2 separate regions of the Mus musculus genome follow, and region 2 is linked to region 1. Evidence: chromatin loops called from intact Hi-C (ENCODE). Cell type or tissue: heart. All regions are shown on one strand.

The links. A loop is a pair of places that touch in the nucleus more often than their neighbours do. Peaks named below come from ENCODE experiments on the same cell type or tissue, not always from the same donor. Only the 100,000 strongest peaks of a DNase experiment are listed, where the experiment ranks them.
Region 2: a loop joins it to region 1, with 8 times the contacts of the local background. A loop is called at or near these places in 2 of 42 quality-filtered maps.

What each region holds. Positions count from the first base shown.
Region 1 is chr8:24,570,796-24,575,795 of GRCm38, forward strand. The region is part of intron 1 of Ido2 (indoleamine 2,3-dioxygenase 2); the gene reads right to left. Among named protein-coding and RNA genes, the nearest start is that of Ido2, 3.0 kb to the right of the region's middle. In heart, no CTCF peak of the experiment used is centred here; DNase peaks (open chromatin) are centred at 1,686, 2,576, 3,616 and 4,106; H3K27ac peaks cover 1,662 bases.
Region 2 is chr8:24,424,799-24,429,798 of GRCm38, forward strand. It overlaps Gm30757 (a long non-coding RNA gene), which reads right to left. Exons shown (of 3, transcript XR_001778533.1): 3 at 4,640-5,000. Among named protein-coding and RNA genes, the nearest start is that of Gm30757, 3.8 kb to the right of the region's middle. In heart, no CTCF peak of the experiment used is centred here; DNase peaks (open chromatin) are centred at 2,933, 3,923 and 4,963; H3K27ac peaks cover 997 bases.

The DNA.
Region 1 (5,000 bases):
GCTGAGTCAGGGAAGGAGGGGGGATTGGGCTAGCAGAGGGAGAAGAGAAGGCAGTTGGTATGGAAGATATGGTTGTTACCGTTTGGAGTGGCTAGTCTTGGGAGAATGGGGAGAAGGAATTGTTTAAGAAGACTGTTGGGAAATTGAGGGTGGAAGGGTTGGAAGAAGTGTTTGAAGCAGAGGGCTGGAAACTTGGGGACAGGCTGGCATGGAGTTCAGAGAACTGGTTACTGTTCTAAAATAGCTAGCCATTTTACGGCTGTGCTAGGAAACCAATAGATCTTGGGCGAGAGCCTCCTGTATTAGACACGTATTTTCCAGGGCTGATTTAGCATCCCATCCTCAGCGTGTGTCCTGTCCTTGCTCCCGGATTGTCTTAAGTCTCTTTGCAGCATAAGCGTCTTGCTAGAAGAGAGTGAACCTTTTTGGTTGGTTGTTTCACCCTTTAAAACTCTGCTTTCCAAGTTGGGCTTGGCTTGTCCCACTTGCTGAGGCCTTCTGGGTTTCAAACCCAAGAGGAAAGGCTGAGGTGCCTACTTAGCATATCAAAGCCGCCTACAAGTTCTCGGGAGTTACAAAGACCCACTGGCTGACAAACCCTGCCCCAACCCTAAACTTCTCTAGCCTGGGGGCTGGGCTGCCCTTTTCTCTTCCCTCTCCTCAAGTGGTTCACGGTCATGACCACTCTGGATTTCCCTAGCTGTCCTTGCCTCTGGCTATGATCTCCCGGGCTACAGTACCTACAAGCAGCCAGGCCCTTTCCTCTGTCTTCCTTCCTCTCTTTTCTTTTCTTTTCTTTTCTTTTCTTTTCTTTTCTTTTCTTTTCTTTTCTTTTCATTTCTTTTCTTTTCTTTTCTTTTCTTTTCTTTTCTTTTCTTTCTTTCCTTCCTTCCTTCCTCCTTCCTTCCTTTCTTTCTTTCTTTCTTTCTTTCTTTCTTTCTTTCTTTCTCTCTTCCTTTCTTCCTTCCTTTCTCTCTCTCTTTCTGTCTGTCTTTCTTTCTTTCTCTTCTTCCTTCCTCCCTTCTTTTCCTGTCTTTTGTTTTTCTCTTTCCTTTTTTTTTCCTTTCTTTTTTTCTTTTTTTCCCTTTCTTTTCTTTTCTTTTCTTTTCTTTTCTTTTCATTTTTTAATTCATCTGTGCAGAAACCTGGGACTAGTCAAGTCCTTTAACTTTTTATTTTATTTTTTTATTTTTTTAATTCAAGCCTGATTACCTGTTTCCCCATGACTTTCCTCCATTTTTCTTTTTCTCTTTCTTTCTTTCTCTCTTTCTTTCTTTCTTTCTTTTTCTTTTTCTTTTTTTTTTTTTTTTGTTGTTGTTCTTTAATACTGGCACAAGGACAAACCCCATTCTTAAGATATTACAGTCTCTCTTATTTCCATACACATTTTCCAGCCTTGATCAAGATTAACCATTTTGCAATCTGGCCTCTTTGTCTCTACTACAGACTCTGGATTCATTGTGTTTCAAGTCCCCTATCTGACTAGTCTGATGTGTCCAGAGATCATCAGTGGCAACCTCATATTTCAGGACAATGTTAGACCTCTTCCTTTTTGTCTTATCTGAAAAATACAGATGTCCGTGGCAATTAATTTCCTATCCGGTCTTCTCTCCAGCTGTGGCCCAATGCTTCAACCAAGTGCTTAGAATTTCTGAATGAGAAGGGACATGTTGGTTTTTCCCTGGAGGTTGTCCTCTCTCATTGCCATTCCTGTCAGTCTTGTGTCTACCCCTACGTTACATGTGCAACGTCTCCTGACTGTCAGGTCCAAAGGAAACTCCAGTTCCCCAAACTCCAAAAGGCAGTCTGTATGTCCAGAAATGAGCTTCACCTGGACTACAGGAGGATTTCTGGGGGTTAGATAAAAAGCCAGCTTTCCTCAGGGACTTGTGACACTGGTTTCCCTCTACCTAAAGGAATGTTTTCCCTTACCTCTTGCAGAAGGGACATGTGGTCACCAGTGGCCTCCAGTCACCTATCACAAGTACCTGCTGTACATCTCAAAGCCCCTGCTAGCATCTGTCCCTTCTCAGCTCTTCCCCTCCACTCACTCCACTCCCTCCAGCTCACAGGATCTCCCCTCCCCAACTCTTTCTTCTTAGAACCCTGCTGTCATTGCTAACTTCTCTCCATCCACCCCCCCAACCCCTTCCTGCTTCTCTCACTAGGTTTTCTCTATTCTCTGACTTCTGTTGTTCTTCCTTTCCTCCCAGGTAGCCTTGGCCATGTCCAGTCTGGTGGCCATCTTCAGTCTGCTTTCTCTATCTACTACGGAATCGTCCAGAGGCCTCTGCCTCTGGGTGCCTCTCTCTCTCTCTCTCTCTCTCCCTCTCTGATCTACTTTCCCCTTAAGCATGGAGTGGGCATGTCATCAGTTTATTTATTTTCGCACTTAGGAGTCTCTATTGGCCGTGGCACCTTCACGGCTGACTTTGCTGGCTTGTGCTCCCTGTCTGGCATTCTCTGGCTTGTTCTCCCTATCTGGCCTTCCCAGCGTACAGCTCTTGGGTCTAGAGTCTGAATAAACAGGGTGGGGCTCTGGCATCTGGATTGTTTGTTGAAACTCCCCTAAAGGTCTCACCCCACAGCCCAGGACCCACTGCTCTAACCTGCCCTGCCCTTAGTGCTGTGAGAGGAAATGACTCAAGTAGCAGTCACATTGTGTTTAGGAAGGGTGTTAAATCAATTTTCAGAGTGGGCCTGGCACTTGGGGTCATAGCTCTGCTGCAGGCCAGCCTCTTGCTGCCTCCTCTTAACTGCCTCCTCTCCTGCAAACTGATTTCCTCACATTCTTCATCTGAAAAAGATGTCTTGTCCTCCCAAATATACACAGAGGACAGATGTCTTAGCAAAGAATTCTTGTGGTATTTTTACAGATTCGAGGAGCAAAGTTCCATAGAGACACTAAAAATTGGAAGTCTTTGAATTGATAGAAACAGCTGGATAGGGTAATTTATACCCTTGAACTTGCTAGCCAGCTAGGTTTTCTTAAGTGAGACTTTCTGAAAGAGATGGGGAAGGTCTGCCACCTACCACTTGCCCTTGGCCCAAGAAGAACAGGTCTTGGCTATGCCCTAGGGCACTGGACTGGGCCAAACCCACTGTTCTTTCCCAACCAGTGTAAAGTTGCAGGACTGTTTGTCCAGTGAAGTCGAACTGAGTCTGTCTTGACCTTTGGAGCAGCCAGGACCTGATCCTAGTCAAGGTTTCTTCCTCTTCCTTTAACAAAAAAGACATTGAAAACCATCACTTGAATGAAAGAAAATTGAAACAGAAAGAATCATATTGAAATTACTGGGCTATAAATGAGTAGCTGGGTGGGACAGGGAATATTTCCTTTCTGTGTGAACAGCACTAGGGACCTCTTTTAAGGGGTACCCATCCATCACACCATACCATAGAACCTTTCTAACAAATAGGGGGGAAACTTGATGTTGCTATTGTGTCTTATCTGTATGTCTGCCTGGTCCCAGTATTTACAAAGAGGAAAGCAGCCCAGAAAGCCCCAGAGCTATGGCCTGCCCTGATATTCGTTCCCCTGCTTGGCAGTGTTCTCTTTCCAAACTCAGGACACATGCCCAGTAATGACAAGGGTGTATCTGCCATCAGCCCTTCCTCTCCTGTAAACTTGGAAGGATGGGAATACGCTGGACTGAGACCACACACCCAGAATGGAGTGTGCCTTGTGGTGTTTCGATTAGTTGAGAGTTTGATTGTGTCTCTGTTTTGAGACAGAGTCACAGGATCTAGCTGTGTGTAGTTCAGGCTCAGATCCTCCTACCTTCAAAATACACACACACACACAGAGATAGACAGACAGACAGACAGACAGAGACAGAAAGACAGAAACAGAGAGAGACAGAGAGACAGAAAGACAGAGAGACAGGGAGACAGGGAGAGAGAGACTATGAAAGATCCGTTGACAGTACAGAGGACCCTTTTAGGGAAGCACTCTTAGAATACACACACACACACACACACACACACACACACACACACCCTCAGCAAATCCCCTGAGGGCTCTCGAACCAATTCCGAGAACAAAGGAGAAATCTGACTTTTAATAACTTTACGAGGCACCAGGAAGTCATGTCAGACACTTTAGTTTATAGCAGGGCCTGCGTGACAAGGAGCACAGAGGAGCCGGGAGCCGTCGGCTGCAAGCTATCATGTCAGAGTACAGTCTGCTTCCTAACTGTCCGTGAGAGAGCAGCAGGAAGGCCTGGCTTGATTCAAGCTGTGAGATCTGGCCCTGGTTCTAATGACTAACCCCTAACCTGGACAGCTTGCAGATGTCTATGACCGATGTCGTAGCTGACATCTTTCTGTGGAGAACTTAGTTCTCTTCAATTAGATCCCTCCAGTACCGTTCAACACAAAAGGATCTGCTGTGGGAGTTCAGCTATGGTCCCAGCAGTAAGGAAGTGGAGGCAAGTGGCCAGCCTGGGCTACATAAATCAATATTCTCTGTTTCAAAACAACAAGAGTCTCACTGTGATAGGTGTTTGAGACCCTGATATTTTTAATCACAAGTAAGAGAGGAACTAGGTGAGTTGGTGCTGATCAGCAGTTACCGCGACTGCAACATCGGGTCCCTGGACTTTTAACTCAGTGGCCTTCACCCTCCCTTAGGTACGGTCAGTTTTTAAAAGATGCCAAAAGCATGGGCTTTGCCACTAGCACTTTGCCGGCATATGTCTCCCAAGCCCAGACTACACTTAACAAGAGCAGGTATACTAGAGACTGCTGTGCAGTTGGACTGAAAGTCAGGCCTGCTTGTTTTCCAACATTCCTCACGAGTATCGGAAATTCCCGATAACATCTAATCTTCTTACTGGCTCTAAAAACATTGCAGGTCTCCCATTATCTCTGCTGTCACCAGCAAGTAAGATAAACTGGTTTGCATCAACACAGAAGGCTAAGCCCTTTGGCTGCTTAGGTCTGGGATGCATGGCGAACCTGTCTCCAAAGCAGAGTGGATATACAGTGGGGCCACTCCA
Region 2 (5,000 bases), 150 kb before region 1:
GGGTAAAGGGCACATGGTCTGTGTACCTCAGGAGGAATAGGATGCCAGTGGATGCTGAGTGGGCCAAGGATGGTGGCAGAGGCACTGTGGAATGACTGGCACCTCCAAGATCTGTTGATGCTGCCTCCCAAACCATCTCTAAAATCTAACTGCTAGGTCCATCTCCATTTCTACCATCTCCAATCTAGTCAGCAACAGTAACTACTTTTGAGACTCACTCTGTATGCTGTTGCTACCCTCTAGTAGAAAGAAAGCTGGAATGGCCTTTTAAAAGCACAAATTAAGCCAAGCATAGAGACATACTCCTTTAGTCCCAGCACTTGGGAGGCAGAGGCAGGCAAATCTTTATGTGTTCAAGGCCAGCCAGACTCACATCACACACACACACACACACACACACACACACACACACACACACACACACACACACACTCACACACACACACACACACACACACACACACACACACACACAAATTCACACATGTATACATGCACATGCACATGCACATGCACACATGCCCAAATATTCCTTCCTCCAGCTTGACACTCCCTAGTGGCGTTGTTCATACCACTCCACCATGCACCTTCTGCAGACTCCTCTGGACACTCAGACTTCTCACAGCTCTCTTCTTCAGTAGCCATTCTTGTCCCTGTTGGCTGGTCTGGTCTAGCATTGCTTTGATCTATCTGTCTAGAATCTGCTCTACTTCAATACCATGGTCTTGTTTCAGAATCACAGCCATACATCCTGTGCCCTTCTGTGCAGAGTTCGATGAATGGCTTACTTACAGGTCTTGCCTATAGAAGCTATAAAATTTCAAAAATTTCCCCCAAATAACTATGAAATTACATGACTCTAATACTTCAAGAAAGGAAAATATTCTTAAACATTGGTACTAAAATCCATACCTTAATTTTAACTTCATTTTTATTCCAAACTATAGTTTATTTGTTGGTTTGTTTATGTTTGTTTACTTAGTAGATTTTTAAAGGTATAATTTTACTATGTATTCCAGGCTGGCCTTTAACTCTCTATGGAGTCTTGGCTGACCTGACTGGAGATCATCCTGACTCGGCCTCTCCGTGCTGAGATTACAGCTGTAGCCCTGCAAGCATCTTGGCTGCTGCATTAACGTAACTCTAAATATCGTTTTAGGTATTTTTAGGTATAGTGCTAAGTGACACAAAGCATGATCATGTTCATATCGATCGTCATCTAACTTCAAAGCTTCTCTTTCTAAAATGCAGCTCCAGAGCCATTCACCTCTGCACTTCCTTTCAGTCCCAAACTGAGGTTCCTGCCTCTGTATGCTTTACTCAGGCCAATGGGACACAGCAGGGTTTGCCTTTTATGGTTGACTTATTTCCCTCAGTATGGTATCTTCAGGACTCACCCAGGTCTGCTGCGTGTCGGAATGCTAAGGCAGAATCACAGTTCAGTTGTATGTATAAGTCTTTGGAATTCATTGATCCATGATGTGTGTACTGCCCTTATCTTTGGCTAATGTATGATAATAAGTGTGTGTGTGTGTGTGTGTGTATGTGTGTGTGTGTGTATGTGTATGTGCACTCATGCACACACTAACAAATGCTCAGCCTCTGATGTGTGTGCATGTGTGTATGTGTATGTATGTGTGTGCATGTGTGTATGTATATGTGTGTATGTGTGTGTATGTGTGTATATGTGTGTATGTGTGTATATGTGTGCATGTGTGCATGTGTATATGTGTGTGCATGTGTGTGCATGTGTGTATGTATATGTATGTGTGTGCATGTGTGTATGTGTGTGTATGTGTGTGTGTATGTATATGTGTATATATGTGTGCATGTGTGCATGTGTATATGTGTGTGCATGTGTGTGCATGTGTGTATGTGTGTGTATGTGTGTGCATGTGTGTGTGTGTGTGTGTGTGTGTGTGTGTGTGTGTATGTGTATGTGCACTCATGCACACACTAACAAATGCTCAGCCTCTGCTCTCAGTTCTCAGGGTGCAAAACCAAAAGTTGGATTGCTGAGCCATATGGTCATTCTATAGCAAAGCTTTTAAATAACCGCCATGCTGTTCTGCACGTTGTCTACCTAGAGTGGACAAGGAGTCTACTTTCTTGGTGTACTTGGTGACACCTACTTACCACTCCTGTTACTGTTTTATTGTAGCTACCCAAATGGCCACAAAGTCCACACACCGTTTATGGATTCTGTTGTAATATAGGAACAAGAGAAATTCCACTTAAGTCTTGTTCCTTGTGTCACAGAAGGGCTGGCTGGCCCAAGTCAGGTAACTCATACAATGTCACACAGAATGGAGCTAGACCGTTGAAGCCAGCCCCCTTTATCCCCACCTGTCTACGAGTCTCTTAGACACTCAATACAGAAATGGAGAATAAAACATGATAAATACCAGGATTTGGGATTCGTCTGGGGTAGTGATGAGATTTTGTGATGGAATCCTTGACTTGTATGAACTTTCTAATAAAATCAGATAGGCTTCATTCAGAAAGGCTGGTGAGCCTCAGTGAGCCTTGGTCTCCTCCTCATCAAAATGGAGATGACAATACTTGCCTGCCAGGAGTGTTGTAAAGGTTAAATGAAATTATAAATCATCCTGTATAGTCCTGATATTATACCTAATCACTTTTTTAAAAAGTGATAGTTGCCTAGTATTTGCTAATTTGACTTGTTTTTTGATGATAGAGCCTTCCTTGGTTTGGCTTTAGCTTATTTCTGGTAGTTTCTTTCCAGTTTAGGGAGGGTTCTAGCAAAAGGTCAGAGGAACAACGGCAGCAGATGGACTTCCTGAACCGTGTGCCAAAGGGTTCCTCGTCCGCCTTCAGGCTGCAGCCTCCACCCTCCACACAGCATAGAGAAGCTCAAGGACAGACCCAGACATTGTAACTGGACCTTCCTGAGCACTCCCCGGGGCAGACTCCAAGTCTGACGCAGAAAATGTGCTGCGCTCATCACCGCAGCTGCCCAAGGTGGAGCCTATTGTCAAGGTTCTTCATGTAACAAAAAGAGGAAAGGGCCTATCAAGGCATTTCCTGCTCACAGGAGCCGTGAGCTTCCATTAATTCTTTGTCCTGAGTCAGTCTGTCTCCCCTAGGCCAGCCCCGCGGCAGACCTGCAGTCCCCTAGAACAGAACAGGCAGTTAATTTTAAAACCTTTTCAGGAGGTTAACAAGGGAACAAGTTCGGAGGTCAGGTGACACCACCTACACTTTCCATATGGAGAACGACACAGAGACAGTACAGTTGTTCAGAAACCTGCTGAAACTTGCTAACTGCATTGCTGCTGGCACAGATGTGTGAGGACAGGAGGGAAGTCTTTACCTGTTTTTTAATAGACGCTTTCTGAACACTGCTTCAGTCTATACACGCATTAAGTCTATGCTCGTATTATGGAAGGATGATCTAGGCATAAAGGCAGAAGGTTGAGAACTGCGTCAGTTAGCCATGAGGTGAGTTTAAAATCCCCAAATGAATGATGGGAGTTTCACCAACTAATCTAATGTCTTTTCTTGGGGAAGGCCTGGATTCCTAGAGCTGTAGGGTGAGTTATTCAGAGTATGCATGGTAAGGAGTTAATCTCACAGAGGATCCAGCAATGAGCCAGACAAGGAGGAAGAAGCCAAGTGATGTGTAGATGGCAGTGCTGTGGGTGAGCACCAAACGCTAATCTGAGACCAAAATTTAAAAATTATAAAAAATAAAAAGGTAGAAATCAAGACATCATGACCAAGTGTCTGAAAGAGGTCACCATAAGTCATCCAGCTACCAGCTGACCACAGAGGCACCAGAGAGCCAGCAGACAGTGACACTGACCCAGATCAGAAGAAAGCACTCAGGCAAACACGGAGTTTGTACTAAGCACAGTAGTGTTCGCCTCCAGCTACTACGTGTTGGATTGATCTGGTACATGTGATGTCTGTATGTCTCAGGGGTCAGGAGGGAAGCTCTGCTGTGCAAAGTCCTTCAGAGCTTGCCAAGGTAGGGTGAACGCCCTCAGGTCTCTCCGTCTCCCTTCCCCTCCACTTTATTTCACCCTGATTTTTAGTGGTTCAGTTTCTCCCATTAATTAGTAAATCAGGAGTCACTGTTTTATATTACAGATGGTGTGTTGTGTTAGCGTGATTGTCTTCCCGAGTCAAGCTGCAGTCCCCAGAATCTTGGGATCCTGCTCTTTCTTAGCTTAGCTGCAGGGCTCTCTATCAGATACAGCTCAGGCTGGCCCAAGCAGCCACTGCACCTCATTTGCCCTGTGTTTTCACAGAGCTTTCTGAAAGCAACAGCGAAAATTCAAAGTAAAACTCAATCCTTTTACACCTGTTTCAAAAAACAAGAAACTAATGTAAAGAGATGGGTGAGAGGAAGCAGATTTGAAATCCATAGATATAGACCCATTGATATCTTTCAGGAATAAAAAAAAATTTACATTCTAGACTAGATCTTCAAATGTGAAAGAAAAAGACACTTGTTCATGACTGTAAGAAGCTTTAAGCCAAAAAATCAGATATTCCAATTGCCATTTTGCCTATATAATGTTCAACAATTAACTAACTGATTTATTTTAACCAAGTTATCTTACTAAATGATTATTTAGGATAACACAGTATGATATATATATATGTGTGTGTGTGTGTGTGTGTGTGTGTATGTGTATATATAAGATATACTATAAAGAAATTATACAAATATTACATTTCCCCCAAAGTAAAATCAAAGCTTGGTTGGTAAAACATTAGCAAGCCTTCCCTCTCCAGTTCCCACACTACTTAAACACAGATTATGGAGCTGCCTAAGCCATTCCATTGATTCTGAAATCCTTCCCCTATAAGGTAAGATATATAGAGTTACTTCTGTGGTCAGCACAACCTTTTCCTCGTTGAGAAACTTCCTTGCCTCCGTCATGCTCAACTGAATGAAACGCCCAGGCTGCGACAGGTTGTGATAGGACTCCAACTGGAAGAAGCCAGGACACAGTGTTCAGCTGTCTTAG